Linked DNA regions of Homo sapiens: all the other regions are linked to region 2. A link is an interaction called in ENCODE POLR2A ChIA-PET data of the cell type or tissue named here. Cell type or tissue: HepG2. All regions are shown on one strand.

What was found. ChIA-PET counts read pairs that join two places held together with the same protein. Peaks named below come from ENCODE experiments on the same cell type or tissue, not always from the same donor. Only the 100,000 strongest peaks of a DNase experiment are listed, where the experiment ranks them.
Region 1: POLR2A ChIA-PET joins it to region 2 with 21 read pairs; 2 of 35 experiments call an interaction of 5 or more read pairs at or near these places.
Region 3: POLR2A ChIA-PET joins it to region 2 with 11 read pairs; 3 of 35 experiments call an interaction of 5 or more read pairs at or near these places.

What each region holds. Positions count from the first base shown.
Region 1 is chr2:20,537,485-20,539,984 of GRCh38, forward strand. It overlaps LOC102724948 (a long non-coding RNA gene), which reads right to left. Exons shown (of 3, transcript XR_939794.3): 1 at 2,386-2,500; 2 at 1,687-2,021. Among named protein-coding and RNA genes, the nearest start is that of HS1BP3-IT1, 54 kb to the right of the region's middle. In HepG2, no CTCF peak of the experiment used is centred here; DNase peaks (open chromatin) are centred at 127, 727, 1,397 and 2,017; H3K4me3 peaks cover 1,099 bases.
Region 2 is chr2:20,616,569-20,619,068 of GRCh38, forward strand. HS1BP3 (HCLS1 binding protein 3) reads right to left here. Exons shown (of 7, transcript NM_022460.4): 7 at 1,250-2,500. The coding sequence ends at 2,419. Among named protein-coding and RNA genes, the nearest start is that of HS1BP3-IT1, 25 kb to the left of the region's middle. RefSeq lists enhancers at 255-1,146, 1,531-1,640. In HepG2, a CTCF peak has its summit at 1,488; a DNase peak (open chromatin) is centred at 1,563.
Region 3 is chr2:20,416,136-20,418,635 of GRCh38, forward strand. It overlaps LOC105373465 (a long non-coding RNA gene), which reads right to left. Exons shown (of 5, transcript XR_001739317.2): 3 at 2,476-2,500. Among named protein-coding and RNA genes, the nearest start is that of RHOB, 30 kb to the right of the region's middle. In HepG2, no CTCF peak of the experiment used is centred here; a DNase peak (open chromatin) is centred at 1,306; H3K4me3 peaks cover 554 bases.

The sequences.
Region 1 (2,500 bases), 79 kb before region 2:
GGGTGCTGAGTCACTTCTGGGTGGGGCCACAGGGGCAAGGTTGGCGGGTCCAGGTGGAGCCATGGGTGTCAGACATGCAAAAGGCCTGAAAAGGTATCTCGGAAGGCCGACCTTAGGTTCACAACATTGGCATTATTTGCAGGAGTAATTAGGGAAGTTGCCTGTCTTCTGACCTCTGGCATCGTGGCTGACAGTCTTTTATGTCTGCGCCTTAGCAGGAGTCAGGGCCCTCTACTCCCCCAGGCCTGATGGCCTCTCATTAGCTTTACAAAAGCAGCTGCGTTTTGGGACAAGGCCTGTTACCATTTAAACTACAGCCTAAATGTCTTCAAAGTTAGCTCGGCCCAATACCCAGGAATAAGGAAGGGAAAGGAAAGATTGGGGGTAGGTTAGCTGAGATCTCTTTCACTGTCATAATTTTCTCACTGATACCATTTTTGCAAAGGTGGTTTCAAGGCCTCCTCCAGAAGGCATTTCTGCTCACTCCACTCCCTGATCAGAGATGGCTCCCTAGTGCTGAAAATCAATTCAAACGTCGCCTGACACCTGTGTCTTTTCCGTCTTTTCCGGCCGCCTCCAGCCTTCTTTCTCTGCCTGGCTTCTCCCCGTGGGGTGGGCCCTCCATGCCTACCAGCTGACCAGATACACCAGCCCCAAAGGGCCAGCTTCACTCAGGACCTTTGCTCCTGTGGTGTTTTGTTTTGTTAATCTCCACAATATTCAAATTCTGTTTCTCAAGGTCCAGGTGAAACTCCAGGGTCCGTGGATCTTTCCTGGCATTTGCGACTGGCCTATCTGGGGTCATTGCTTTGTCTTCACGCTCGTCTCCCACAAGTCTGTTAGGTCCCCTTTCTCTCACTCCCTGGAGCTCAGCTCAAGCCCTGGCACAAGGGAGATCTTGTTAAGGAGTGACGTGTTTGGTGTGTTAGCAGGCATCTATCTGAAAATGCTCTCGACCCTGGGCTCAGCCAAGCCCTGAAGGCAACAAGATACCATCCCTCCTGCCCAAGTGTTTGGCTGAGTCCACGCTTGGCTGAGGACAGAGCCCTGAAATATCTCCCAGGCCCCTCATGGGAGCAGAAGGGAGCCACTGTACCAGCTGGTGGCACCAGCCCATGCACCTGCTCACCCTTGAGCAGGAGCACGTCTTTGACCCCAGGAAGAACAGGAGGCAGGAGAGACTGTCCCCAGGGTGGGAGCTTTCCTGATGGTGGCTGCAGGGACCCCCTGGGCACAGAAGCCAACAGTGATGGTGGCCTGATCAGCTTGTGTTGCTCGGCCTCTGCCCCTGAGCTGGGCCCGCTGGGGGAGTCAGGGGAAATGTGGCAGCTCCCTGTGGGCTGGGGATTAGGGGAAAACAAACAGGTGGAATAACAGACAGCAAGGACCTTTGGTTCTCCCTCCTCCTGGGGCCCCTCCCCTTCCCGGTCATCTGGGTTTCCATTTTCACAAAGGTCTCACCCACAGTTTCTCTGCCCACACCATGAGCCTGGGCACAGGCAGGTCAGTGTCCTGAGATGCACCTTCCCAGCACAAAGGGGTCATGCAGCCCTCACTGGCCACGGAGTTCTGAGGGCAGGCAGAGGTTCTTAGAGTGGACTCCTGTCCCCAGTCACTTACTGGAGAAAAAAAGGTTAAGACAGGGAGGGGAAAAAAACTGTAAACGAGTATTTAGTGAGTACTTACTACATGCGAGGCACAGTGCCAGACACTTCTCACGTGGGTTTCCTTGACTCTCACCGCAAACTGCAAAGTTAGTGTGGTTCTCCCCATTTTGCAGATCAGGAGATTAAGGCTGAGTGTGGCTAAGGCAATGACTGCCTAGATATATCAGAACCAGGGATTAGACTCCTATGTCTGCTGACTCCAGATTTGATCTTCTTTCCTCTGCACTAGGGCAGGAGGGGAGGTGGGGAGCATCTACCTCCCCAGGCCAGGGGCAGTGTCCAGGCTGAGGGACATTCTGTGCTTCCAGGAGCTCCAAGTGACAGGACAGAGGGCACACTTGGTGATGTCATTCTCTGGAAGGGCACAGAATATGTTTGTGAGATCAAAGATCTTACAGATGGAGGGGCAGGGCTGGGTGGAGGAGGAGAAGCCCCGGTGAGTCACGCTGGGAAGACAGCAGCCCTGGGTACTGGCTGAGCCTCCTTGGAGCCCCCCACCCCTTCTCCCACACTCCATCATAAGGTTCCTCACTCATGGCTTTGTCCCTGGAGAAACCACACCCATCCCAGTAGAGGCCTGGATGTGGACTCTCCCCTCTGTCCCTCTCCATACCTGGCACCCTTTAGGGCTTGCCTTGGTCTCCCCACACCTCCACTCCCTTGGAAGACACTCCTGTGGGTGGCTGGGGCTCGCTCCCGCCTCAGGAAACCGCCTCACCGTGAGTCAGCAGCACACCATGGTCTCCAGGGCGGGTCTCCCTGGTGGTCTTCTCATTCTCTGGTCCCCACGGCAGGAGGCATGGGTAAGCTTGGGGCTCAGCACATGACAGAGA
Region 2 (2,500 bases):
CTACATGGGTCTTGGCTGTGCAGTTACTGGCCCGATGACCACACTGGGCCTGGGACTCTATGCCTCCTCTGCCTTGGTTGGCATAGTGAGGAGTGACCAGAATCCTCCCCTTCCCCTACCCTAAGCAGCAGCCTGGGTGACTGGGGCAGGGCAGCTTCCCTGGCTGAGTCCATTGTTTTAAAGGACAATCCTCTCCCCCTCTCCCCTCCCTGGTGGTCTGCCATCAGCCTAGGCACAGAAAAGAACATCACTAACACAGGCTGGAATGGGTCACAGGCACAGGCTTTATCAGGCGACAAGGATCATTGATTGGCCATGAGTCGCAGTCCTGTGGGTGAAGAACAAGCCACAGATACTGGAGCATCAATATCTGGGGGTCTTTGTGATGGTGTCCAGAGAGTCCAGACCACTGAGGAGGTGGCGTCCACAGTGGATGAATACACAACGGGCAGGCCAGGTTCTGCCAGTGACCCCAAGCAGAGCACCAGCCCCTGTGGCCACCTACCCCGCTGTGCCCTCTGCTCCTATGTCACTTGACCCAAAGCAGGTGGGGAGCAGGAGGCAGGGAGCCAGCATCAGGGTGCAGAAAGGGCAGGGAGGGGACAAAGCCCAGAGGAGAGCTGGAGCCACCTCTCGGAGGAAGACCTGGCCCCATCCCCTCCCCACTCCTACTGAGACCTTCCGCTGCAGTCAGCAAGGGATGCAGGGCCCGGGGCTGAGTGCTGGGAAGGAGGGGCGGGTGTGAAGGGGGAAGGCAAATGGGTGGAGCCGGTGCTGGAGCTGTCCCAGAGCTGGCTCAGAGCCCTGGGGAGGGAGCTGACCCTCTGAGCCTGGGTTAAGACGGAGGAGGAGGGAGTCAGCTCTCGACCCCAAAACCACCTGTTTCCTCTCACTCTAGCACTGGTGGAGGGGAAGCTGCTCAGGACAGGGCGCCACAGCTGGAGAGGGACGTGATCAGATGCAGGACAGAGCAGACAGGTCCTGGCACGGGCCAGGAGCTGAGACACTCAACACTGATGGCTGCAAACCACCCGCACCATCAGCCGGGGGCTCCCTCAGGGCTGGCTTTGGTGTCTATCAGAAAAGGGTCTGAGGTCCTAGTCCCACCCGCTCAATGCTTCTGCCAGGCAGGACAGGGCCAAGGAGCAATAGTGGTTGCATTTCCTTTAAAACTACTGTTTCATTAAAAAACAAAACAAAACAAAACAAAAAACTAGCTCTGAACATGAAGAATTATATCCAAGAAAGACACCTTGACATTTTTTGCTTTATTAAACATCATTCACTGAGAATTTCCAAAGCACTGTGTGGTGCCTAGACCTGTGTACCAGCGCTCTGGGGGTCGGGAGAAGTCTAAGGCACGGGCCCTGCCCTGGCGCACGGCTCCTTCTCCCTGGGAAGGCAGCTCCACTGGTGAAAGGCCACTGACCAAGTCCAGACCCTGAGGACGACGAAGGCCTCGGGGCAGAAGCCTGAGAGAATCATGCCCCACTGGCAGTGGGAGGCGGTGCAGGCTGGGAGCCCTGCCCAGGCCCCAGGCTGAGCTGTGGGGAAAGCTATGACCCAGTTTGCTGAGAGCTGCAATGACGAACATTGGCTCTGTGCCCAGAGGCCCAAGAAGGCCATGGACTGGGCTGGCCTTTCCTGGGAAAGGGGGAAGGAGGAAGAACTGGGGCCTAGCAGGGCCGTCTATACCCTGGAGAGGCAGGGCCTGACTTCTCCCTTTAGAGCTTGCATCAAGAGGAGGCTCAGGAGAGAGAGACTTGCATCAGAACACTCCAGACAGCCGATCTCCCACTCAGTATTCCTCTCCTGGGAGACCCACCCAGACCCTGCAGGCCCCTGGCAGCCACGAGGAGCAGAGGCCCTGGAGTAATTTGGCTTGGGGACGTCCCCACCCCAGGCCCAGGCCAGTCAGTCACCCAGGCTACAGCTTAGGGTAGGGGAAGGGGAGGATACCGGTCACTCCTTCTTACTATGCGAACAGAGGCAGAGGAGGGATAGAGGCCCAGCCCCAGTTTGGGTCTGTGCTGGGGCTGGCAGAACCCGTGGGCATGAAGCTTCCCTGCCCCATGTGACACCTCGCTACGGCCCCACATGTCTTGCTTCATCCTTGGGGCTGGGCTTCTGGTTGGCAAGGCATCCCCACACCCTCCCTCCCCTTCATGTCCACGGGGAATAAGACACATTGGGCTCTGGCTCCTAGGGTGAGAGCCGCTCCCGCAGCCCGCAGGCTTCTACTTTGGCCCCACAGCCCCGGAGAAAATGGAACCATGCAGTTCTGGGTGCTGTGACCCAGGCTTCTGCCTGGCCTCCCCTGGGGGTGGGGAGGTTCTGACCCTGCAGGGCCCAGTCCCTTCCCTTCACACCGATGTCCCCACAGACAGGCCTGCTGGGCCAGGGGCCAGCATGGAAGGGTCAGAAGAGGCTGGGGGCGGCCTGGGCTGGTGTATCGTGGTCCTGGATGTACTGCAAGATGTCCATCTCGTCCATGGCTTGG
Region 3 (2,500 bases), 200 kb before region 2:
CATCTTGCCCGCATTCTTTTAGCTTTGAAAGTAAGTCTTGCCCTAGGAAGTTTACTGGAGTAGTATCCCACAGTACAAAAGTATGTTTTTTCTGAAAATGGCCCCAAAGTCCATTGAACGAGTTCAAACATAGGAACCTCTTGAACTTCATTCAAAACCCCCAGCAAAAAACATAACGTTTTTACTCTCAGCGATTTGTTGATCTATTAAAGTGGCTTTATGGTAGATAGGAGGCTTTGGTATCCACCAGGATTGTACAAGATTTCCTTTATTCTAACTCTTGTTTCTCTATGTTTATTTAGAGGTGTTATGGGCAGCACTTTATCAGGGGACTCTCTTAGAGTCTGGTCAATTATCACGAGAGCTAAAATCTCTTGGGCTCTCTCTAGCCTAAAGGAAAGAGGCTTATTGGTGGACTGTCAGAAAAATGGAGAATTTCTTTTCCAGTGTCTCTTTTCTAGTCATTTGCAATAAAGGGAGATACTTTGGGACCTCTTGTTTCAGGACCTCTTGGTTGAAAAAACTTCACAGGTTGCAGCTTTTTGAAGGTTGAAGGGACATAGGCTTGTTAATCTTTGGGTTTTTTCTTCCTGTAGAGCCCTTTCAAAATGTTCAGCTACAGCCACCAATTCAGTCATATCTGTCACTTCCCATCTAGGTTTATGTTTTTTAATTAAACTGCTAAGTTCAGGACAAAATCTGCTTATAAATAGAACAGTTTATGCCGTTTCAGTCTCTGCAGGAAATGCTCCTTGCCATATGTTGAGCCCAGAATGTTTCTGAAATAGTGTTTCTAAGTGAGTTCTATAATGTGAAACTGGTTCATCTTTTTTTTTTCTTGTCTGCAGGATTGCATCATGGACCAATCAATTTTTGGTGAATGTGATTGGTCCATCATGCAAACCAGAAGACAAAAATGTGTGAAAAATCTTAGAAATTGAATCTAGAAGGGGTTCAGCATTTTTTCATGCTCCTTTTGGCCCTTCCCATGAGGAGGTCTTGGAGGGGTCTTTAATATCCTCCTCATGTGTGTTCCATTCTGTTGCTGGCATCCATTTGCCAGGTCCCAATATCATGTGAATAAATTGGTAAAGGTCAAGGAGTCCTGGATCCTCCATTCCTAGGAAGATTCTAAATTCCTCAGTAAATTTTTGAGGGTTTCTCCTTGCATCAGGGAAGTCTTTTACAATGGCTCTAAGCTCAATTTTAGATCATGGAGTTAAAGTGGTTACAGCAGGAAGGCCTGGCTGATCAGAGGTCTTACTTTGTAAAGACATCTGTTTGCCTTCTCTTTTGTCAATATTCTTCAGGGTGAAAGGGTAATTTAGCAAGGTTAGTGGACTCAGAATATTTAGTTGGGGATGGATAAAGAGAATAAACAGTTGTGGTTAGTTCAGTAAGAACATAGTCCTTGTTTCTTTTCAAAGTATCTTACCAGTGGAAAGTTTAAAAATTAATTTATTATAGGCCGGGCGTGGTGGCTCACGCCTGTAATCCCAACAATTTGGGAGGCTGAGGCAGGTGGATCACCTGAGGTCGGGAGTTTGAGACCAGTCTGACCAACATGGTGAAACCCCATCTCTACTAAAAATATAAAATTAGCCAGGCATGGTGGCATGCACCTGTAATCCCAGCCCACTAGGGAGGCTGAGGCAGGAGAATTGCTTGAACCCGGAAGGCAGAGGTTGTGGTGAACTGAGATCGTGCCACTGCACTCCATCCAGCCTGGGCAACAAAAGCAAAACTCCATCTCAAAAAAACAACAACAAAAATAATTTATTGTAATTTATTGTTATTACTATTAATGATTATTTTGAGACAGGATCTCACTCTGTTGCTCAGACTGGAGTGTAGTGGTGCAATCTTGGCTCACTGAAGCCTCAACCTCCTGGGCTCAAGCAATCTTCCCACCTCAGCCTCCCAAGTAGCTAGGACTACAGGTGTAAACCACTATACCTGGCTAATTTTGTTTATGTTTTTGTAGAGATGAGGTCTCACTATGTTGCCCATGCTGGTCTCGAACTCCTGGACTCAAGCAATTTTCCCACCTTGACCTTCCAAAGTGCTGGGATTACAGACATGAGCCACTGTGCTCGGCCTTAGTCCTCTTTTATGATGTCCTTAGTCTGTTGTTTAAGATTTTCACTTGCTTTTTGCAAAGAATCTTTTACGGATGCAATTTTTGATTTGTTCAGTCTTTTAGATCTTCCTATACTAATTAAAGGATACATACTATTGTTTTTATGTGGGATTCTGATTCCTTTTTTCTCATATGACTTGCAAATAAATAATTTTAACCAAATTAAAACTTCCCCATTATCTTTTCTAAGTTGTCTCAGTGAGGTTAACCCATTTTTTCTGAAAATGCACATGTTCTGGGCCCATAATTTTATACATAAAAGTAGCTGGAGTCCCAGAATGTGGAGTCCCAGGCTCTTTGAATTGAGATGAACTCATTACCAAAAAGGTACCCACCTGAGGCCCTCAGCCTCTAACTGAA